2 separate regions of the Mus musculus genome follow, and region 1 is linked to region 2. A link is a loop called in an ENCODE intact Hi-C map of the cell type or tissue named here. Cell type or tissue: left cerebral cortex. All regions are shown on one strand. Links, peaks and the distances in the headings refer to the core of each region. The heading gives the core; the rest is flanking DNA.

Region 1 (12,576 bases), core at 2,867-10,866, 78 kb before region 2:
GAAGACCAGTACCCAGCTGATGGCAACATTGGGGAGGCTGAGTGACTTTCTCAGGAGTCAGGCTGTGTAAACTCAGGGAAGTGTGGACGGGGAGGGTCTCCCAGCTCTGCTTTCAGGTCTGCTGAGGTGTGAGCAGGCACCCTCACGCTCCTGCCACTGTGAATCCCCACCACGAGACAGCACTCGTAAACTGAGCCGAAACTGAGCCGAAACGAATCCACCCTCCTCTCTTGGCTTTTTAAAAGCTATGTGTGTGTGTGTGTGTGTGTGTGTCTGTGTGTGTCTGTGTATGTGTGTTTATGTGTACAGGAGTGCAGTGCCTGCAGAGGCCAGAAGAGGAGATCTGACCCAGTAGAGATGGAGAAAGCCAATAATGTGTTAGGAACCAAAATGCAGTCCTATGCAAGAGCAGCCAATGCTCATCGCCTTGAGCCACTTCTCCAGCCATCCCAAGTTCCACTTGTCAGGTATTTGGGCAGGGTTAAGGGAAGTAGCTAGTAGCATGTTCAGCTTACAGTGATGAAGTCAGTAGCTGTGGTTCCCAACACAAGGGACTTCTTGGTAAGAGAATCAATTCATTACTAAATCCCTTGAGAAATCAGAAAGGCTATCAGTTGGGGTTTAAATGTCCTATTTACTCTATCACCTAACTTGAAATGTAAGTTTGTGAAGAAGAAAAACCGCTTACACTTAAGGAATGTGGACAAGACTTAATTGATCTATATTTCTCAAATGTAAAACAGGGAGGGGGTCTCCTCCAAATGCACATAGCCAAGTGATGGGCTACACCCTCACCCTCACCCTCCACCCTCCATCCTCGGTGATCTCCTGGGAAAGGAGTGGGTTGGTCAGGTATTTATCAGAATGAAAGAAAGACGTGCTCCTAAGAACTGAGGGACTGCACAGTGCTGCTTCCTCCAATGACAAGATGCACAGCTCTGTATAAACTCCTGCCAGCATCCTTCTGGCAAACAGGACAAAGCAGCAGCTCCCACCAGAGCAGCAGACACAGCCTTAGTCAGGCACCGGCCGATGGCTGCTGTAGCTCCTGTTTCCAGCCTCTCCACACGCCGCTGTGTGATTTGGAGTGGGTTACTTAACGGTTTAGGTTTCGTCATTTTCAAAGTGGGGAAATGGAAGTATTTATCTCTTGGAAATATAAGACTAAATGAACAAACCCACATGAGGAACTGAAACGCAGGTTGTTGCTATCATTGGTGATATTTGCTCATAACCATCAAAAACTTTAAAATCGTAAACTATCTCTGGAAATTAAAGCTCTCTAGCTCAGAATCAGGGACCGTTTTGACTTTTTCTCTCATCGATGAGTTACAAAGGCTCCCATCTATGCCTGTGACTAAGGTGATAAAAATGTTCCATACAAATGAGCTCAAACTACAGTTCTATTTCAAGCATACACTTCATTGGCTTCATCCTTCTCCCTGTGAGCTAGCCACGGGATTTGACTCATCTGAGCAGCTCCATAAGGAAATGAGAGTGTATCTAGGATACAACCAAATGGCACGTTGGCTTTGATGCACACGCTACTGAAATTTGAGGTGGAATATCCTTACAGCATGCTTAACTAAATGAAGTTATCATGAGCAACATGATAGGTGAAAGCAATATATATTTCTCAGTCTCAGAAAGAAAAAGAGGTAAGCTGTGGGCCCTATTGCTTCTCTAATTTGTGTTCCTTCTTCACATTGTATTTTAACCCATACACTGAACCGCAGTCATATACTAAATCATGGTTGAAAAACATTATTCATGAGCACTGAAATTATGCCCTACCATTCTGCAGAAAAAGTATCTGCTATAGAGGGGCTACACACCACTCCAAGGTAGCAGGAATTACTTGTTTACAATTGCAACACACAAAATGAGGCTCTCGCTTTATAAGAGACTGCTTTCCCGTCTCTACAAATATATGGTTTAACTAATACAGTACACAAGAGAGAGAAAAGTACGCCGCAGATGTAAGCTGTAAGCTAAGGCCATACCTTCAGGGCTTGTTGGAGTATCTGGGCGTCATTAATCCCAGTAATTTCTCTCAGCTGATTCAAAAATGTCTGCTGGTGCTAGAGGGCAGAGAAGAAATCAGAATTATTACAGTAGAAACAATGAACCTATTTTGTTTTTCTTTTTTAAGAAAAAGAGAAAAAGAAAGAGGAGAGAAGAGAAGAGGTAAGCCTTGGAAGACACAGAATAAAAACACCACTCTTTTGAACAAGGAAAGACACCACATATCAGGGAGCCCTGCCGCAACTCTGACGTTTCTCTACAGCTGCCTTCTTTAAGACAGGGCATTACTATGTAGCCCTGGTTGACCTGGAACTCGGTGAAGATCAGGGCAGACCTTGAACTCCCAGGCATCCACCTGGGATTAGAGGTGAGTGCCACCACGCCTGGACTCTCGTTTTTCATTCCCAGCTTCCAGAGTTTCCCAAGCAGCTTCCGAGCTCACAGTTTTCAACCTGTCTTCATCGTCTCAGATCATGCCTCTGCAAGAATCTGAACCTGTTTGAGCTGGGCGCACTCCTGGGATGGTTAGGAGATGTGCGTGTATGTCACAGGCTGCCTATGAAACCAGCGAGTACATCTCAGGGTCCAAGGATGCAGCCAATGACAAGAAGACCCCCTGATCCTCCAACCTCACTGCCATAAAACAGCCTCAGTAGAACTGGTTTGGTCCACTTCAGTCACTTCCCTCCACAGTGTGTGAGACTAGGGAATTTCATAACCTGGACGGCACAAGATTCTACTACCAGTGCTTGCAAAGATCTTCAATCAGCAATTCCCACTGCATGCCCTTCTATTTTATTTCTTAAAACCTGATTCTCACAAACTGTGGAACAGCACTATGAACTAAAGTACAGAAAAAGTAAGACAGAAAGCAAGCCTCATTGCTACAATAACGTGGGTCTCTTGATTTATTACTTCAAAATGGTTTCTCCTTTCCCCTTTACCAAATCTGAGGGGAATTTGCGGGTAGTCTTAATTAACTACTGGTCGAGAGTATGCTGAGAAAAGGAGTATTTACAAAATTTCAATCTACAATGAATAAAGAGAAAAATTAGCTCTGTACTGGAAACTAGCAAGCCCCCTCCTTAACCAGGACATCTAAGTTACTATGACTGGTGACAAGACAAAAATGGCAGCATGCACCTGCTGACACACTGCAGCCTGGAGCTGTGCAGGTTTGACACAAGTACAAAACCTGAATTTAATCTTGAAGACTGACCAGACAACCTCAAGCAAGCCATCCAGAGCAAGTGAGTTGTTCGGTCATCATTAAGATGCCTAGACCACCAAAAACAAAGGGTGAGTCTCTTCCAGAAGGGAAATCCAGAAGTATTGCCCCACAACGCAACAAGAGAGGCTGGGTGCCCTGCAGAGTGTCAGTGCAGGTGACTGGAGAAGCAAAGGAAGCTGCTCAGTGGATGACAACATATTAGTCACGTTCCTGAATTGGATTATAGTAGGGGAACATCATCTTCCTTAGAAAATACCCTTGAAATGTTTAAGTGACAGAGTGGTCAAAGTGTACGCCACCCACAGGAGATTCTCAGATGCTTCCGTTAAAAAAAAAAAAAAAAAGCCATGGAAGTTCTTTGCATTAATATCTCCAAATCTAATTTCCCATAAGAGTTCTAGAAAACCCAGCCTGACATTAAAAAGTTCTTTAAGACTTCTTCTGCTTGCCGAGCAGTGGTGGCACATGACTTTAACCCCAGCACTCGGGAGGCAGAGGCAGGTGGATTTCTGAGTTCAAGGCCAGCCTGGTCTAGAGAGTGAGTTCCAGGACAGCCAGGGCTACACAGAGAAACCCTGTGTCAAAAACAAAACAAAACAAAACAAAACAAAACAAAACAAACAAACAAAAAAAGACTTCTTCTGCTTAAGGTCTGTGCAGATTAAAGTGTCAAGCCACTCACCCATTCAGGAGTTCAGAAAATAATTTTCTGGTAGGCAAAATCCATTATAAAAGTGAAATCAGAGATGTATGAATTCTTTCAAAGAAAAGAGAAAACTCAGCAAAGAGAAGCAGCACTACAGCAGATACTGTTAGGCAATGGTGGATTACTCACGCCATCTAAGAACTTCATTCCCATAAAAACCTTATTAAGGAACCAAGACGGCAGCACCTAATAATACAATAGATGTTAAGATACAAAAGAAAAGTATGTAAAGGCCAGGAAGTACACAGAAGTTTCATGAAAGCATCAAATGGACAATCTACAGGTTGCAATAAGAAAAGTCATATTTCTCTTTAAACCTCTCCTATTGATTTGTATTTGAAAAACTGGAGTAAAACTGACAGTGGAATCAATACCAAAGATTAGAAATTAAGTATATATTTTTAAAAAACATACAGGACTCTTTTCTATAATGTAAAACTTAGTTTAGTCACTATAACATGCTAAGAAAATGCCACAAGCCTATTTGCAATGTACAGGGCCTACAACCTCAATATTTTATTTACATTATTTTTTTAATGGCAAATTATTTAATCATGCATCTCAGAAAAATTATTGAACATCCCAAGGAAATTTAATTATTTTGTAGAAATGTTCATGTCCTTGAACCAAGAAAGCGGCTGTCACACATTAATGTTAACGAGATGACCAAATACGCATGGGACATTATAAAGACCAACATCCCACCGGAGACTGATTCCAGGAAAAATGTGCCTCAAATGACTTTATGCAAATCAACCTAGATGCAGTATGAACAAGGCAAACGCGCTTTTATTTTAATAACAAATGCAATACAAAGATGCTAGGAAGGGCCCATCCCAAACAGTACATAAACACCTTGGTGGTACTCCTTCCTTCCTTCCTTCCTCTAAAGACTTATTTCCCTATGGCAAAGAAGATAGACGTTCAACAGTGGTACGATCGAGGGCAACACACAAGCAGAAATGGGATGTATTTGGAGGGTTGGAAGTGCCTTATGGTTCCACAGATGCCTCACTAGAAGATTCGGGGAGCCCACTTAAGCCCACCCGCCACCCACCCCCTGCCAAATGGGGCAGACGTAGAAAAGAGCCATTCAGCCTGCCTGTAAATCAGTGATCATGATAGCACCGTCTTGGTATGCAACCAAATACTAAGGTGATTTTTATGGTACTAGTTGGCTGACACAGAGTTCATTAAAAAATGCAGAGAAATCATGCAGAGGACTTTTGCTGTATATCATAAATGTTCAGTGTTTTCTTTTTTTTTTTTAATGAGCAGTCAGTCTGACACACTGCCAAAGAACCCTGTTCTACCATGATTCATGTTTTCACAAATTTTGACTGGGAGTGAAGAGGAGATAAGGGGGTGGGGACACTGGAAAAGGGGAAGGAGGTGAGAAAAAAAGCTACAGACAAGGTTCTTAGCTAAACTGACAAGAAATAGAGAAGAGATCGGGGGGTGGGGGTGGGGGATACAACAGAGAAAACTCCAGGAGAAGTCGCCTGGTTGCAACACTGTCCTCTTTGTCATTAGCCCACAAGCTGTGCTCTCATCTTCTGTAGCTCTGTCCATATTGCTGATATTTCTGCAGTGATCATGATCCTGGTTTGTCTGGTAAGGCCTGGACCTTCCTTCGTGTGAGAGTTAATCTTTTCTGTCAGCCTGACTGGCTTTAGAATCACCATGGAAACTAAATCTGGGATGTCAGCGAAATATTTTCCAGATTAACTTAAAGGAGGTGGAAAGACTCACCTTAAATGGTCAGTGGGTACCATTCCATGGGTTAGGGTCTTAGACTAAATCTAAGAACGAGACAGGAAGCTGGGCATCTGACTGTGGACACATGTGACCAATCAACTCCTCTCCTTGTCACCAGACCTCCTCTGCCATGATGAACTGAACCTCTGAATGCTGTGAGCCAAAAGAACCCCCCAGCCCCTGCCTTATGTTTTGATGAAGCAGCAAGGCAGGTAACTCAGACACTTCACACTTCCCAGATTTGTCTCTGATAAACTCTTCTCCTCACTACAAGCATCCTGCATAGGAACCTCTGCTTCCCTAGCAAGTTCAGATGCAAGGTGGACTCGCTCCAATTGCCTATTTCTGGAGCCTATTGTTGAGTCCCAGTGGCCTCCTCTGTATGGATTTCTTAGGTGCTATAGAGCAGAACATAGCGGCTTCTGTTTGTTCCCACCGCCGGGCCAAAGAGCAAAACAGAATTCAATAGATTTGGTGGTTTGTGGACGCCACAAAAATCAATAAGCAAAGATGCCAAAATGCACACACACCTTCAAGCTCTGTCCTTTATTTCCACTGCACAATGACATCCTGCTTTTCTACAACTGCAAAATATAGCAAGCAGTTCCAGGATAAGGAAGCAAGTGGGTTTCAGCACAAATCCTTTACCTCACCAGTAGACTAGGGAATGCCAGGCTTTTTTCTTAATGTTTCAGAAAAAAAGTGGAATCACCCCTGGAACCTACCTATATGGAATACGGGGGCCAGAAGAGAAGGGCAATAGACACTGGTTAAATATTACTAAGTATGGATTGGAACATGCTTGTAGGACTCGTAGTTCTGTGTTAAGCTTTACTTAGTTACATCTCTGCTGTAAATATCCATTTGATGCTCTTTGAATGAGTCAAACTACAGAGAAGAGACCAGAAAGGCAGAAGCCTCCCTTAGGGTTATCAGTCTCAAGAACCATCAGCCAAGAAGCCTTGGCTCTTAGAAACCAGATAGATGGTGTCACAGCAGCCCAGCTTTTCTGGGCGTTTTACGATTACTCTGAGAACACGACAACAGCTGCAGTGTGACCAATACAGCCACTGCTGCAGACCTGCTCCAGGTATGAGCACCCCAGTCTGCCCTAGCCTCAGAAAGCAGCACTCTCTGCAAAACAAGCCTTCTGTTAACTCAGGCACTGACCCCAGAGCCATTTTCATTCAAACCAGGGAGGGATCGTAAGCAGACAGCTTGATTAACACAGATGTCAACTTGCACTTGCAGGAAGCACAGCATCCTGAGTGGGGCGAACACCTTGCTACAGAGGGCCAGCAGATAATAAGTAGGCTTCCTGGCTGCCTTCCTGAGTGAGTCCCTCTCTGCTGCTACCAGCTGGTGTGGCTTGAGAGCACTTAACAGGGCTGGAGTTCTCAGGGCAGTGGTTCTCTTTGAGCCGCTAACACAATGTGGTGGCAGCACGAGAAGGTCGGCTGCAGAGTTCCAGAGAGCAGCCAGGGACAGAAACTAAGTGAGCAGAAGAGGCCAAGACAAGCCGCAGTGCAGTCTCTGCTCACTGGCGGGATTCCAAGGACATGGAAGCTTTAGGAGTCAAGAATCCCAACACCGGGAGCCCGAGGGCTGGAACACTACCAGCAGTCAACATCCAAGGGTCCCAAGACCATAGGTCTCGGTGCTGTAACGGGAGCCTATTCGGGGCCTGAGGACCCACCATGCACAGCCCACCCGAGAGTTCTCACACTGGCAGGAACTGCCTTCTGGTGTCTGCTCGCTCCGCTCACTGCAGCTGAAAACGAAGGATTACAGCAGCTGTCAAATGTTGGAGCCACTCGTGGCTAAACCAGAACTGCAAGCCTCCAACCTGCATTTTTAAAATTAAGAAAAAAAAAAAAAAACAAAACAAAACCCGTTGGGTTTAAAGCCTTTGGGTTCAATAAGCCCTAGCTAGCTCTCAGGGTTTATAGTCTACCAGTGTAGACTATGCTGGTCTTGGGTACTCAAGGGCTAGGGACAATTATCACTAGAAAAGTCTCTCTTCACTGCTCACATCTAGGCAGGCAGAGTAGGGTGGCCCCAGTCAGCTCCCCAGTAACTTAAAGACACCTTAGTTAACATCAAGATAACTGCTGAGAATGCAAAAGTGGGAATGGCTAGCGGCAGAGGGGGTGGGTAAATTGTTCACTGTGCCCTTGTTAGACAAAATATTGGTTTCTAAATGCCTCCGGTTCATAAACTTAGCATGTGCTCTCTTCCCCAAGAAGTTATTCTCACGGAAGCTCCCTGAAGTCTCTTCAAGAGATTAACAGATGCAGACACAGGAATAAAAACAGGTCTTGGAAATTCAATAGCTACTGTCTTTTCCAGATCTTTCTCCCCTCAGTCATTAGCAATGATGTGAAAAATGAAGACTCTGAGCTTAAACTAATTATGTTCACTAGTTATGCTCACGTGAAATACTCAATGATAAGATAATGATAAGATAAAAAGCAATACAGACTATGGCAGGAAAGGGATTGTACTAACACTTGAGTGACTCTTTAGTCAGCCACTGCGTTTGTCAACTCAGTTTCCAAAATAAAGAAAATTCAGGTACAAAGAAAAGGAACTCACAGGTCAGTGTCCCCTCAAAGGTGGCTGCGGCCAGCAAACTTTAAAATGACCAGTAGAAAAAAACAAGTCTTCAGGTTTTCTGAGAATAAAGACTCAAACCTCAGATTACAGGCCAGCCACTGAGTGGGAGGCTTCTAGCTTCTGCTCTACAGACCCCTCAACTCTGCCACTTTAGGGTACGGAACCTGAGTGCATCTCCTCTTCAAATGCATTCTGCATCTGCTGATAACTGCAAACCTCCATAATGGGATTCTGGTGGTAATGCTGTGTCTCCTGCAGCCCTTCAGCCATGCCTTCACACAGAAATCTGACAGTAGGCTGGGAAGCACTTGTGGAACAGCAGAAATAAAACAAACACCAAGAAAAGAGATGAGTTGACCTATAGGAAATCACCAACACCAACAAGAAGTCAGGAACATAGCTAGTCCTAGATAAATGTAAGTTTCCATCCTTCTCACCCAAGAATTCTTATCCGCACCTGTCACCCAGTCCCTCAGTCCTATCTGCAATACTCCACAGCATTTCAGAAACTCTCCACCCCTACTAGGCCACAGATAAAACAATCGTAAGCCGGCACTGTCAGTACAAGTCTCCCAGTCACTGTTATTACACAGCGCTAGAACCAAAACTCCTACGGAATTTAGGTACATTTTGAGGCCAAATACGAACCCTACAGGAACAAACATGGTTTCTATGGGAACATCATTCATATTCAGTTCTAAAAACCAAACTGGCAAAGTCTTTTAGTATACACTGTGATTTTAAATTAGAGTACTTACATTCTAGAAGACACATAGGTAAACAAAATTTGGAGAATCAAGTCATATATTTTACCTTCCATATCTGTGGTTTAAATAAAATAAGCATTTAGCTAGTTCTGATGTAAATAAAGTTCTCCTGTTATGTATGTACTTCAAATTTCTTTCTGTGTTTGGTTCATTGTTGTTTTCTTGGTTTGTTTTGTTTTGTTTTGTTTGCTTGGTTTGGTTTTTTTTGGTTGGTTGGTTTTGTTTTTCTTGTTTCTGGTTTTTCGAGGCAGGTTACTCTTTGTAGCCCTGGCTGTACTAGAACTTAACTCAGTAGACCAAGATGACCCGAAATCAAGAGATCTGCCTGCCTCTGCCTCTGTCTCTACAGGGCTGGGATTAAAAGCTATGTGCCACCACTGCCCGGCTTGTATCTCTAATTTCTGCATTACATTTTCATAATTAATTTTCAGTGCAAAAGTAAAGTCCCTTATACTAATGAAATAAACATGCTTTGGACACTGAGAGAGGGTTCAGGGCCTAATCCTTGCCACCTAAGCATGAGGACCTAAGCTTGGTGGTCAAGTACCCACCACAAAGGCGATGCAGGGACCTGGACCTAGTGCCAGGGAGGAGAATCCCTGGGGTGGCCAGCCAGCCAGCCAGCCAAGAGCAGTCAGTAAGAGACCTGCCTCAGGAAATTAAGTAGAAACACAGGACGATAGCTCAATAATAATTGTCTAGGCTTCACACACGGACACACAAAGTGAAGAATCAATTTGTTAATCAAAACCCTTGCCCTAGTTGTTCTTCCTCTTCCTGTGAGAAAATATCCCATCAAAAGCAAGTTAAGGAGAAAGGAGCTTATTTTAGCTCACAAGTCCAGGTTATCTTCTATTATGGTGGGCAAGTCAAAAGAGTAGGCATTTGAAGCAGGGAGGTGGTCACATCCAGAGTCAGGAGGAGGGAGAGAAAATGGATGCATAGATATGCTTTCTCCCCTCGTACACAGTCCAAGGCCCAAACACAGGGAATTCTGTGACTCATAATGTGTGGACCTTTCTCACCCATCTCAAAGGAATAAAGATTATCACCACCCCAAAGACATGTCCAACAGGTCAACTCTCAGTGAAACTCTCTTTCCGGGTGATTACAGATTATGTCAAGTTGAAATCAAAACTAACCAACACTATTTTCAAAGCAGAACTTTCAAATTAAAAGGGTCTCATAATTCCTCACAGCTTAATGTCACAAAACAATTCCTTAAAGCAAATCCAACTTTTGGTCCTATTAATGACATAATGGCTAACTATGTACAGGCATGTTACTGTGCACTGTGTAAAGATTATCCTTGTATTATCCAAAGGCTGATTTCTATGACCACCATGCCCTCCCCCCCAAAAAAAACCAAACATCTCATTGCAATCCTTATTCTGAGAATCTCTTGTCTCAGTGTTGTGTAAGCTTTGCTCCCAATTACTCCCTGACTTATCAATAAAGAAACTTGTCAGTCAGTGACTGAGCAGAGGAGAGAATAGGGCTGGACTATTCCAGCCAGGGGAGCAGGAGGGAGACACAGGAAGTGGGGATCCCCGAGGAGGAGAAGGTCCAGGAGACACTGTGAGAATTCACCTGGAACAGAGAGAGCCAGATCGATACTAAAACGCAAGTATCTCGAATATTTTGGCTGGGAGGTAACCAGATTAGTTTGGAGAAATAAAATAGATTACTACTGCTCAGTTGTTGTGCCTTAAACCTGTTAAATAAATCTAATAGTCATTTCAATTATTTGGGAGCTATCTGGGTTAAGAGAAAAGCTGCAACCCAGAAATTTGCACTAACATTTTGCAGCCTACAGCAGAGGGTGCTGGATCTCCTGGGACTGAAGTTCTAAGCCGCACTTGAGGTGCTGTGAACTGAAGCCGCCCCTGAAAGCACTCCATACTCTTAGCCAGTGAGTCTTCTCCGCAGCATCTCTTTTCAGTGTTGCAACAGGGTCTCACTAAGCTGCCTATGCTGATCTTCAAATGAATCTGTAGCCCAGGCAGGTGTCCTGCTCCTGGCCCACGCCCTGCTTAGCTGGTCTTACAGGCCCATTCCATGAGCCCTATCTCCTCCTTCAGTTACTCTTGATCAAACATCTGTTCTTGGTGAATTATATAAAGCCTTCCTTACTATAATTTTTGTGTTCTCTCTCCTTTTTTTTTTGTCCTGGTTGGCCCTTAACTAGAAAATGTTCCTGACAGTTTTTTTAATTATTAAAATCTATTGTTATATATTTTCTAAGAAAATAGATCTCAAAACAATTAGGAGGGGAAGATTTACCCTTGAGAGAACAAATGCCTCTGGGAAACACAATCTAAGAAGGTTACAATCTGCTGGGCGTGGTGGCGCACGCCTTTAATCCCGGCACTTGGGAGGGAGAGGCAGGAGGATTTCTGAGTTTGAGGCCAGCCTGGTCTACAGAGTGAGTCACAGGACAGCCAGGGCTACACAGAGAAACCCTGTCTCAACAAACAAACAAACAAAAACAAACAGAAGGTTACAATCTAACCATGTAGGTTGAGCACTCTCCTACAGTACTATTAGGCACTCGATTCAAAATAGACATGGGCTGAGCTTTATAAAGGACCAGGTAATGCAATCATTGACCACTAGTGACGGAACTCAGCCTGCATCCTCCTGTCCTTCCCTGGAGGTTGCAGTGATATACCAAATGTCCCACCCTCGAGTGACACTGGTTAGTTTTTCCCAGGCAACTCCCATCCTGAAGCAATCCAGACTCTTCAAGCACCATGAGTCATCTTCCTAAGGTTAGAAAAAAAAAAGTCAATTCAAAGAGTTTTCAGGACTCTGTGCCAGAAAGCAAGAGAAAAGACAGAATATTTGTTCATTATTCTGCCACAGTTCTAGTCCAGCTATTTGTAGTAAACAAATAATATCAGATCAATTCAGGTTTCTTTGTCCTTGCTCTTCTCTCTAACAATGGAGCTCTCTCACATATTTATAACGTTCCCTCCACTTCAAGCCCTGAGTGCTGTCTCCTCCATTTTCCCTTAGCCTTTGGCTTATCATTTGGGCTCACACCCCCACAGACTACACGTTTTTCATCTGCATAAAACAGAGGAGGAAGAAATGAAGGCAGTCATGACACTGACTGATAATTGTATACTTATGCACAAAGCAGGCATCCAACTGGAATCCAGAACTGAGCTGAAGATGTAGCGTGAAGTTCATTTTGAATATAGAGACTTGGAAGCCGTGGGCCTAAACTGTAAAATACAAAAGGTCTCTAAGATGGAAACCACAAAGTAGGAAGCAGAAAGATTAAATTTTAGGAATGTAATGAACAGAAATACACACACATGCGCACGCGCGCGCGCGCACACACACACACACACACACACACTTTACAGGCTCACCAAATTCCTATCAAAGAGCTAAGAACCTTTTTTGCTGTTTTCTTCCTCAGTTATTCATATTGAGAAAAACAACAATCCCCTAGAAACTTTAAT
Region 2 (12,576 bases), core at 2,824-10,823:
ACACATAAGTGGCTCATAAATTTAAGGGTGTGGTCCGTGGAGGCATGCGATTGGAAACAAAAGAACTTAAGCAAAAAGAATGCTTAAACACAGGTAATAAATCACATGAATAACAATGCAGGGATGAGTACAGAATGGTAACCATAGAAAGACCTTGCCCACACAGCTAGGTTTTCAAAGCTGTCACTAATAGCAGTGGACATTCATTTAGTAAGAATGTCTGGGCTAATGTCCATATCTGAATGGAGAACTCAGAATGCTGAGTGTGGGAGAACACAGAGGGTTTTTTTGTGTGTGTGAAGGGAAGCAGAATAAGACAGTCTGGGTGATGGGAACATGAAGCAGTTAGTAAAGAGAGGTAGAGACATCGATGGAGATAAGATATGGGGCACAACAGCCACAAGGAATGCAGTGGGGTAGACTGAAAACTCTGCAACCTGTTGAGGGAGAATAGTTAGCGACTGATCTAGCAGGCTCACATTCCATAGGCCCGAGATTCCAGGACAGTAGCAGCTAATCCCCACAAAATGTCATCTCTGCTTAATTCACAGTCTATTCTCAAGGGCTTCCCTCAACATTTGACGTCGGACGCCATAAATTATCTGCTGTTATTAAGAGTCATACACATGTACTGGATTTATTGATGTCTTCAAGATAATTAACTTCTGAAATTGGAGTTCAGTACAGTACAAGGGTACCAACGACATGATACATAGCAGCGTAGTGCACTGTCTTCCAGAGGTAATGTTTGCAAGGTCGTTCAACAGCTAGGGTTGCTAATTTCCAGGACACTCACAAAGGAAATAATTAATTTCTTAATTATACCCTCTGGCATAATTCATGGCGAGTTGCTATACTTTAAAAATATTATCTGACTCAGAACTTACACTTCTACATGTTATTATTTCTGAATATTAAAGATAAGCCTCTGTGCTTTAAATGTATATGGTTGAACTTTTATGTAATAATAAACTTTAACATTTAGAATTCAGATTTTACTTCAAGTTCCTCCTGGAAATATATACTGTACCTTCAACTGAACTGTTCCTCGTAAGTTAGAATTTCTGGAATTCTATTAACTTAGCAACTCAACAATTATTTCTGGGGACCCTTCATAAATTTATATGGTTATCTAGGGTTTTGTTGGGGAGTACTCAACAATTAAGTTAAATTTGAGAAGCCTATACCAACTCATGGGTCCATTTAATTTTTACTTAATCATCTCTATTTCTGTTAAACTCTGTAAAATCTGTTTTAGAAATATGTCTAGTAAACTTCAACTCTTCTTCAAAATGAAAATGGATGAATGAAATGATTTTGAAACCTAGGCAAAGAATTTTTTGTTGGTGATTCTTTCAAATATGTTTGCCACTGAATGAGAATTATATTAGAGTCTGTTTTCTGTACAAAGGGACCTTATGATTTTTTAAAATTTAGGTGTATTTTAGGTGTATTGCCTTAGTGCATAATCTCATCTGAAAAGTGAAACCAAAATTCAAGTAATTAGGAAAAAAAAAAACCCTCAATCACTAGCCAAGCATGATCAACAATTTCTCATTGAAATACTATTGATCATTAAATTTGCTCAGATTTTAAAGGTCTTTTTAGGATGAAACTTTAATGGTTTGGGGAAACAAAGAAAAACTGAAATCCATTCTTCCCATTTTTACCAAATACATTCTCAATTACTGAGTGCCTTAGTTTTTCTTTTAGTTTCTGTGATAAGATACCCCCTCCCAAACAACTTGATGGGAAAGCTATTATTTTAGGCCACAGTTCCAGGTTACAGTCTAGAAGGGCAAAGACGTCGCGCCATCTGGAGCTGGAAGAAGTCTGTCATATAATGTCCACCACTTCAAGACAACCAGGGATAGACGCAAGCTCCTCGACCGCATCTCGGCTTTTCTTCCAGCCTGGGGACCAGGGTACAATCACATCTGGGGAGGGCATCCTCCCCTTTCAAATTACACAGTCAAGAAAATCTCTTACAGGTATGGCCAGAGACCCATACACCAGATAATTCTAGATTGTGTCAAGGTGCCCATTAAAATTAACCATCATGCTCAGGGAAAAAGAAGATTTAGAAAAATAACAATTTTCAAATCCTTTTCCTGTCCTGCTAGATGAAAATTCGAGATTTTTATCTTTTCTAAAACTTAGGTTTGCAATTCTTCTTTTTTTCTTTCTATTTAAAGCTACAAGCTTTTATAATCATTCCGCCTTCCTCGCTTCAGTGAAATCCCATTCTATATGCTCTATTTTAGACTGCGTTACTGCTCTGAAACTTAAGGAAGAGCTTGTGGGTGCAGCCTCCACATGTCCTGTTCTAATACTATTCCCCTCTAATTAGATAGTTTGATGTGCCTGGAGTGTCTTTTTCTTCTTTTCTTTAAGTAGCACCTTATTTTCAAATGTGTAACAAGATGTACAAGGTACTCAAATCTTATTAAACTTGCAATTAACGGTGAAAGTGAAATTCCTTTTAATGTTCTATCAAAGAAGTAAAGAATCATAAATACAGCGAGAATTATTTGACTAACTGTACTAAAGTATCTTAAGGAAATCAGAGTATATAAGTAGTTAAAACATGAAGCAATGGGATTGAGGGTTAATTTTATCCAAAGCTTTAGTTTTGTTAATTATTAGAGGACGTGTGTTTATAAATACAAATTTTTAAAGATTTATTATTATTTTGGGTGTGTGTGCGCACTTGAGAGGGGGAGGGAGAAGAGAGAGAGAGACAGAGAGAGACAGAGACAGAGAGAGACAGAGAGAGACAGAGGCAGAGAGAGAGAGAGAGAGAGAGAGAGAGAGAGAGAGAGAGAGAGAGAGACCCTGGAACTGGAGTTACTGGCAGCTGTGAGGTGGATTGTGAGTCACTGTGCGCTAGTTATTAAATTCATTTCCTCTGTCAGAGCAGCAAGCACCCTTGCCTACTGAGTACTACCTTTCCAACCCTAAGTAAGACTTTTTAAAATAACATATATGAGCGAGGTGCAGGGAATTAGAAAGCAATCTACTTGAAATAGCCTCTGGCTCTTTCCTACTTCCAGGTTTTAATATCCCCTAGAGTTTGTTCTGAAAAAATGGGAAGAAGGTTGAGAATATATTCCCTTTTGAACCACACATTGTCTTTGCTTATTTCCGTGTGTGTAATACGTGTAGATTTGAGTATGCATGTTTGCCTCTTTTTGCCTTTCCCCTCTCTCCCCTCTCCCCTCTCTCCCTTTCTCCCCCTCCCCCTCCCTCTGTATGGCTGATGTTGGCTATGTTCTCTGAATGCTCTCCACTTAGGCAGGATCTAGTGTGTACTCTACGCTCACCATTTCTCGCTAGTCTAGTTGGCTAGCTTCTTCCCCTGATTCCTCTTTTTTGCCTACTTGAGTGCAGCTGCCATAGCTACGAGCTCTTACTGAGTTCTGAAGATCTAAACCTTAGTCTGCAGTCTGGGGGAGCTTTATTCACCAATTCTTGTCCCCAGACTGAACCACACATTTGAAAGCTTAGCTTGAAATAGTTTTTATTTTGATAATTTCCTCTGGTTATCAGTGTTATATGCACATTACTGTGTTTCTATATTTTTAATTCCTGCTCTAATATTTTTAAAAGATTTTATTTTTTGTTAACTGTAACAGTACCTTTTAAACAGTTAAAAAAATCAGAGCTGGGCATGGTGACAATTCTGTGGTGACAGTTGCAGCTGGACAAACTGCAGTGCCAACACTTTAGAGGCAGGAAATCCAGAGTTCACACCCACTGTTGATTATGTAAGAACCTGCTCGTGTAGGTACAGCAAGATGGCCTAATGATCTGAGTTCAATTCCCAGGTCTCATTATATTGTGCAAGTGACGAGAGAAATTATTCCCAGAAGTTGTCTAATTTCCACAAGGGCACTGTGGCATACCCCATCTCTATGCTAAGTACATTCACAACTGTAAAATAATGCCTGTGATGGAGAGTTATATGTTATCTGGAAACAAACTAGAGTCATGAGGGAAGAGGAGGGTCAGGCCATCCCTGGGCTGGGTTTTATCAAAAAGCGGTCTGAGCAAGACATGAGGAGCAAGCTCACAAGGAGCACTTCTCCATGGCCTTAGCATAAGCTCCTGCTGCCAAGTTCTTTTTGTGTTTGAGTTCCTCTCTTGACTCCTTCAATGAACTATAATGCAGACGCATAAGCCAGAAAAACACTTTCTTCCACAGCTTGTTTGTGATCATGTTGTTCTGCCCCAGCAATAGAAAACCTAAGTAACATAATGGTAGTCAGGAAAAGAGCAAAAATGTCAAAGAACGACACTCAACATGCTACCATTCAGGTACAACTACATAATTTTGACATAAAATCTATGGATTTTCTAGATTGAATTAATATGGTACAGTGTCTTACAAACTTTCTGATGCCATGCAAGACTGTGATAAAGTACGAATATTTTCCAATATATCCAGATTTTTGATGCTGAACTTCTTCTTGGGTGTTTAACATTTGATATTATTACATAGGTATATGCTATTTTTTGTGGATGGTTATCTTAGTCTGGTCACCCTGCTGTGACAAAATGCATCAGCTGAGTCATTCATCCACAGCTTGGTGAAGTGCCACTTTGCTTAATGTCTTCCTTGTTTATTACATGACCAAAGTGCCAAACTAGTTTGCTCTACAATCCTGGTCCTCTTTATTAGGAAATTATCTCAGTCATGAAGGCTTTGTCATCACAAGCTAAATAATTCCCAGAGACCCCATTTTCTCATGTTGTCATGTTGGCGATCAATATGACAGTGTGTGAATTTGGAAGAATATAAATAGTTACTCCCTAGCAACAATTGTGTGTGTATCTGTGTCATGTGTGTGTGTGTATTAAACTATTGTGCATCTCTGTGGTATAAATGTTTGATGGCCAAGAAACATATAGCCTTTTGTCATTATCTGTCTCTAGTGGAAGAGGATCCGTTAGTGGAGAGGACAAAGACAGCTTGTACCATTGAATCACCTTTATCTCTTCTTTAGTCTTAGCTGCACTACAACTACAAGTTGAAACTTTCTTCATCTGAAAAATAGGGAGAACTACCTAGCCTACTGGGTTTTATTAGTACACAGTATACTGTGAAGACTGGATGTAAATATATTGTATGTGACTGACTAGTGTTCAGTACTCAGTTGTCCCAGGACCCTTGCTATATTGCTAGGTCTGGAAGCTGAAACCATCATACCCCTTTATTTTAACAATAGTTTCATGATTTAAATAAGCTCTTCCAATGTATGGGTAAGAGTCTAGCATGGAGACTAGCAAGTATCCAGCATGGAGCTAACACAATTTCCTGGTTACTGTGAGATGCTAGCAGGAGTAGTTAAAACAAACAAACAAAAAACAGTTGTTTCTCTCTAGGAGAAATAACTCCTAAGTTTCCTAAGGCTCATTCATTAGGAAACTTTCTTGGAAAAGTTTCTTGATTTTGATTCCTTTTCTTTTTAAGTTACCTAGATGGTAATGTTTTCCCACTCAAATTTTTGTGTGTCGGGGGGCAGGGGGCACAGGTTGATAGCCAGTGTTTTTCTCAATAACTTCACCTTATCTATTAAAAAGATTTATTTATTCTTATTGTATTTGCATGAGTATTTGTTTGCTTGTATTTATATGCCTCTCATGTGTGCTAGGTAGTCCCAGAGGTCAGAGGGCTCTGTTGGATATTCTGAAACTGGAGTTACAGAGGGTTATAATTTTCCATGGGTTTCAAAGATTTGGTGAGTGGTAGGAATGAAACCCAGGTCTCTCAGCTAATGAACGACCTAGCCAGCCTCTGCATTTTATTTTTTGTGATAGAGTCTATAAATGAACATTGACCTCACTGGCTTGCCTAGACTCACTGGTCTGTAATCCCCAGGGATCCTCCTGTCTCTGCCTTAGCGCTCGCTATAGGACTATGGGTGTGTGCCTATGCTTCTGGTTATGTTACTATGGATTCTGAGGATACATATCAGATCCGCATGCTTTCATGGAAAATCCTATGCCCACAGAATTTTCTCTCTAAGCTTAATTCTGTCTTTGTGTGTATGTGTGTGTGGTGGGTGTGTATGTGTGATGTCACCGACAGTAGCAGTATAAACATTATGGAACTGACTATTAATGTAAAACAATACCCACGTGCTGGCTATCCAGCATCTGATCGAATGTTTCAGCCTCTCAGCGAATGCATCCAGAGGCCAATTCGCCAACTGAGATTGTAGTCTTTGACTCATTTATTAATTTTGTTAAAACTTTCCACTTTGTCTTTATTATTTATGGAACAACCTTCTTGTCTTTGCCATAGTTATTGTCGCCCTTGCCCCACATTCATTTCAGCCCATCCAGGAGTAAAGCAGCAGGCTTCATTCCTAAATCATCCATGACATGTAACTAAACTAATGTCTTGTTAACCTGCATATCTTCAACCGAGAAAGAATCCGTAGGGGACACAAGGACTGTGAAGACAGAGGAGACATAACCTTCTGGCTTGTCAGGTGCACTGAAACCCACACCTAGTTGAACAAACAAAAATAGATGACCAAGACCATTAGTCACTTGATAAATATGAAAGACGCATGTGTAATTTAAGCCAGGTGTATTTCAAGGCATCTTGGCATGGATGTGATCATTAGGATATGGTTTGTGGCTGTCAATATGTGTCATTTATTAAAGTAGCATTCATCAGCATTGACACACTGTATGCTCAATAAACCAGCAGATGGTGTGTGACAATTTCTTCAAGGTGACATCAAAAACATTCCATGGAATCCCTTCTTGTTTCTTTCAGCAAGAATATTTCAGAACATATTTTCATTTGCAAAATAAGAAAGATAGCAAAAACATTTGATGGAATTTTGTGTGCTGTGATGTGTGAACGGGAAGGACTGTCTAAATCTGCCGACTTGATCTGTGTGTGAAGTGCGACGGAATTTATAGAACACAGTTCGCCAAAGCAGAGGAAATTATAATGCAGAGGAGAAACGCAGCAGATTATCGTATTGGAACCTGGCACGTTGCCCACCCAAGCAGAAGCTGAATGAGATCAGTGGAATTTGAAGATGAGCTGAAAATGGATTTTAAATATTTTCTTATTTCACAGAGGGAGCCATACACAGAGAAACATACACAGAGAAATTGCAACGTCTGCAGTCTTAACTGGGAGTAAGAACAAGTCAGAGATGTTGACAATCATTAATGTTTGGTTTTTAATTGAGAACCACTAGAGTTCACCAAATAAAGCCCAAATGGTATAAGTGGAATACATCTCCTTCACAAATACATAAAAACAAAACGTTTATAATAGAATTCTAAGGCATAAGTTAAACTCACTAGCAATGGAATCAACACATACAGCTACTTCAATATAAGTGATTAGCAGGTTCAATGAGTAGAAGTACTTTTTTATTAAGAACAAAGTCTAGACTATATAAAATATCAGGGAAATATATTATATAGTAAACATGGAAATATTGCTGTTTTTCCAGTGATATGAATAAATAGTGTCATAATTTAAGTGACACAAAGTAATCTTGCGGGAAATTTGCCACTTCCTAATTAATTTTTCCTGACTTAAAGCTAACTGGAAAAATGATAGAAAGTTCCTGTGCAGCTGATAAAATGTTTTCTGTCACCATCTGCAAACAGGCCAGCGCCTCATTCAGCATATTGGTGAAGGCCTTTGAGGAACCTTTTGCTTTTGCAAAGGCTTCATCCACTTATTGTCAGACAGAGGGCTGTTTCCCATCAAACAGGGCATGTGTTTTCATGATCTCCTGCAAGCTTACTGCCCAGTGATGGGGATGCCTGGGTGCTGCCACGGACAGTCCAGAGTTCTCTCTTCCCAAAGCACTGAGACTCAGAAAAGGTTTTCCATCATACCAGGTCTTTATAACACCAGGATATGCTTGCATGCTGAGAGTTGCTCACATTGAGCGTTGAACGCACAGATGGCCCATGGTTTGCCTTTTTAAAAATTATTGTTATTAAATACATTGTGTCTTTGACTTGAGCCGATTCTCCAACCCTTATGTCAGATTTTTAAATCATTATTTTTAAAATGGTGTTTTATATTCCTAAACTGCACACAAGAATGGCAAGCATAGAGTCTGTGTACCATGCAAACTGGAAATATGCCAGTGAGCATGCTCGCAGCCAACCATTGAAATGATCACAGTGGGGATGGGGGGGGGCAATAGAGGAGTTAGAGAAAGGACTGAAAAAGCTGAAGGGGTTTTCAACCCCATAAGAAGAACAACAATATCAACCAACCAGAGCTCCCACGGCCTAAAAAACCAACCAAGGAGTAACGCATGGAGGGGCACATGGCTCGAGCCATATATGTAGCAGAGGATGGCCTTGTCAGGCATCAATGAGAGAAGAGCCCTTGGTCCTGTGAAGGCTCTATCCTCCAGAGTGTGTAAATGCATGGGTGGGGAAGCTGAAGTGGATGGGTGGGTTGGGGCATACCCTCATAGAGAGAGTAGGGATGGGATAGGGGAGTGGTTCTGAGAGTGAAATCGGGAAGGGGATAACATTTGAAATGTAAATAAAATATCCAATACAAAAAAAAAGATAGCAAAGAATGGAAGGAAACCCAAACTAGTTGGTGGTATTTGTGTAGGCAGAAAACTTCTGAGTGTGGCAGACAGGGATGGGTGTGATTAAATGTGACTTCTGCGAGATTTCTCTAACTATTACCATTTTAATAATGGCACTTGGAAAATTTGAAGCCTTTCTCAGTCTCTCAGAGAAAGGAAGACATCCTCCCAATGTGAATTGTATAATCGTATCCCTTAAACAACCCAACAGGAGAAAATGTTGTTATAGTAACCATGCTACCGAGGCTTAAAGATACCAAAACATCTCTCCAAAATGCAGATACTCACGGCTCAAGGAACTGGTCTGTGCGGCATCATTTTGGTTAAACAGCATAAGAACTGTTGTTTGCTGTGGCAATTCTCTCCTCTGCTTTATGTTGCTGTCATAGCAAATGAAAAGGGGAAGGGATCTTTTATTTTTGTTATTCTGAATATATTTGTATATAAATATCTCATATACAGTTGAGAACCTAAAAACAAAACCAAATTGTCCCTGGTATCAGTGGCAAAACACTATAAATCCATTCATCATTTTAGTGCAAAGAAACCCTCTGAATGTGATGTACTAAGGTAGAATAAAACACAGCTTCTGTGTACTTAGAAAAGGTAAATTCTGCCAGGTATCCACACCAAACAGAACAACTGAGATGTGCTTCCGGGCCACATCGTCTCAGACTGTCAGTCAACATGAGGCTGTGGAAAACAAGGACAAGGTTAGGTTGAAGGCTGAAGGCTGACAGTGCACAGTGCAGTGAGAGTTCAAGAGACAGCAGGAGAACCTAGTGTGAAGACAGTTTGCACTTTCTCTCCCCTACACAACAGCATCGCTAAACAGCATCGAGGTAAACTACTCTGGACAGGAAGTGTTTTATTATCTGGTTTATGTACTCAACAGTTGCTATGGCTAATTAGTAGTTTGTAATAACATGTGTACACGCCTCAGATGGACACACTTTAATTACTGTCTGTTAATGACTGTCGCATACTATAAATATACAGAAGTTACTCTGGAAAGTAACTCGACTGCTACGTGTACACACACACACACACACACACACACACACACACACACACACACACAAAGGAGCATTTCCTCCCTTTTGAGTTTGCTTTAGTGCAGTTCTGTCTTTGATGCTAACACACACATGTCCCTTAGTTACACAGGAGATAAAATACGCATAATGCTTGCACACTAAAAAGATACCGAAGCACTTGCTTTGCCCCAGTTGTAGCACTGTACGTGAATACTGTGTGGCTTGATTAGTGTCTAAAAGTTAATTCAGTGGAGAAGTAGGAACAGCAAATTGAATTATTTGTTATTTTGGTAAGTGCTTACTTCGGTTTTCATGAAGTACTTTACTAAGTCTGCGTAATTAATGGTGCTTAAACTTCAAACTTGTTCTTTTAACTAATTTTTTTTTAAATTAGAGAACAAATACAGAAAACAGAAAAGGCAATGCCATAACCCATTACAGTTTTTCTTCGTTTAAAAGTGCATTAGGGCACAAGCAAATGTATTAATTCATTATCACTTATCCATTTGGTATTGTAACATTTATAAAGTTTTGTAATTGACATGGTCATATGAAATGTAAAGAGAAAAATACACTCCACCCTCTACATTTCTTTACTGGAGATTTTCTTGAGCTCAGGAATCTTTTTACACACACACACACACACACAACTCTAGGGGAGGAGATGGCTCAGTTCTCTTACCACTCTTAAGTTTAGAGTCCTAGCACCCATGTGACCAAAATAATATTGGGGACGGATGAAGGAGAGACAGAAAGATCGCTGCGGTTTGCTGGCTGCAAGCCTAGCTGAAAACACCATCAAGTCTCTTGCGGTTCTGTTCTAAGATTATTAGGCGGAGAACAATAAAAGAGAGATGCTTGATCGTCCTTGGCCCTCTGAATAGATAGGTATAAGCAGGCAAATGAATCAGACACACACACACCCCACAACACACACAGAGATGCACACACAGACACATCAAAATACAGAAACAACCCTGCCCCCTCCCTCAAAATCTAAAAATATTGACATATCTGGAAGGAGCTCTGTGGGAAGCTAAAAGGCTGGAAGTTCTGACTTCCTGGCAGCTGGGACCCTATTTTACCTCTTCTAGCATCTTCTTCCTTAGTAAATATAGCTAGTTATACAACGCAATCTTTTCTTTTTTGGAACTTATGATGTCATCAGAAATGGCAAATGTGTGCCAGCACACATTAGGGGGAAAAAAAAATGAAGTGCTGTTGTCTGAGCACTGAAGGAAAATGCTGCCAAGTGTCTGAGGGAGGGGACGGTGAGCATTGAAATTACAGTCGTCGCAACATCAGTCACAGAGGACTATTTAAGGTGTCCCTACCTCGTTTCCCACAAAGAGTTTATACTAAAGGAAAGATCCCAGTGGGGGAAGGAATAACACATTTCAGGAAAGATACCGAGGAATAACTTATTCTTCAGTCCTGATCAGGAATAAGAGTCTATGAACTTTCTCTATCAATTTTTGTAAATACTATTGAATTGTATTTTGAAGAAGATCTTGAAAACATTTTGAAAATAACTAGGATACCAAGCAATCCTAATAAGACACCTTTCCCCCCTTTTATCTATGTCTTTTGTCTAGCTGTGCTGGGAAGGGAACTCAGGCTGGTTCAAACGTCAGGCAAACACTGTTACACTGAGCTGTACCGCAGTCTAATGACCCTAATTAAAAAAAAATGTTAAATCCACCTACATATCTTTTCGTGTCCAAATGTGGGGACATAAAGCCATGCAAAAGCCTCAAATCCAATACTTGAGATGAATTTGGGACAAAATTGCCCAAGGGTGGGGGGGTTGAATGCTCCTCCATTTCCACAGCTGATGGGTGAAAGTTACTGTCCTTGGAGAAACCCAAAGCTCAACATGTCCCAAGTGCCATGGTTAAGTCTCCAACAGAAAACCCACCCCCTGTGATCACGCCCTGCCCACTGCCAGCCAAGCATGCTTTTAAGTGGGCTAAATGATCCTACCATTCTCTGTATAGAAAGCAGGCTCTACACACACAAGATCAGGGGAAATGCAATGCACAAACTGTTCACATTGAGAGCTCCTTAGAACTCTCAGAAGCTGCCACTCTAAAAAAAAGAAAGGAAGGAAGGAAGCATTGCTCTTGCAAGGGAATCTTTCAAATCTTTGGTTTCCAGCACTGAAATTGGTGGCTCATTTGTAACTCCAGTTTTGGGGAACCCAACGCCCTTTGGCATCTTCAGGCAGCTACTTGCATTCATAATTAGCAATCAGACAATTTGGGGAGATTTGAGTTATATTATCTGTCTATTTATTTCTATACACCCTAATTCTGCAAAATTATTCATTCATTAAAGACATTGATACTACATCTGAGGCCCAGGCTTTTATGTTTCTTACTTCTGGCTCAGAAAGCTATGATTACATTTGAGGTTGGAAGATTTTTCAGGAGAGTGTGTCTTATCCATTTGCTTATGGGATTTTTTTTTTTTACTTTTAGTAGCCTTACTCCACTCTGGACACTTTTGGACTTCTGAAAGCAATTCTATTTCTTTCTTTTTTTTTTTAGGTTATGTCTTTTTTTTTTTTTAATATATTTTAACGAAGACCAAAGTGTGGACACTTTGCCCCTTCTTAGAATTGGAAACAATCACCCATGGAAGGAGTTACAGAGACAAAGTTTGGAGCTGAGACAAAAGGATGGACCATCTAGAGACTGCCATATCCGGGGATCCATCCCATAATCAGCCTCCAAACGATGACACCATTGCATACACTAGCAAGCGTTTGCTGAAAGGACCCTGATATAGCTGTCTCTTGTGAGACTAGGCAGGGGCCTAGCAAACACATAAGTGGATGCTCACAGTCAGCTATTGGATGGATCACAGGGCCCCCAATGGAGGAGCTAGAGAAAGTATCCAAGGAGCTAAAGAGATCTGCAACCCTGTAGGTGCAACAACAG

The links. Peaks named below come from ENCODE experiments on the same cell type or tissue, not always from the same donor. Only the 100,000 strongest peaks of a DNase experiment are listed, where the experiment ranks them.
Region 1: a loop joins it to region 2, with 2.4 times the contacts of the local background. A loop is called at or near these places in 2 of 42 quality-filtered maps.

What each region holds. Positions count from the first base shown.
Region 1 is chr16:77,023,408-77,035,983 of GRCm38, reverse strand. It overlaps Usp25 (ubiquitin specific peptidase 25), which reads right to left. Exons shown (of 24, transcript NM_013918.2): 2 at 2,004-2,081. Among named protein-coding and RNA genes, the nearest start is that of Usp25, 16 kb to the right of the region's middle. In left cerebral cortex, for the core only: a CTCF peak has its summit at 7,158; DNase peaks (open chromatin) are centred at 7,030, 7,242, 7,452, 7,778 and 4 more places; H3K4me3 peaks cover 611 bases; H3K27ac peaks cover 2,068 bases.
Region 2 is chr16:76,945,409-76,957,984 of GRCm38, reverse strand. No RefSeq gene overlaps it. Among named protein-coding and RNA genes, the nearest start is that of 1700041M19Rik, 59 kb to the left of the region's middle. In left cerebral cortex, for the core only: no CTCF peak of the experiment used is centred there; DNase peaks (open chromatin) are centred at 6,959 and 10,781; H3K27ac peaks cover 398 bases.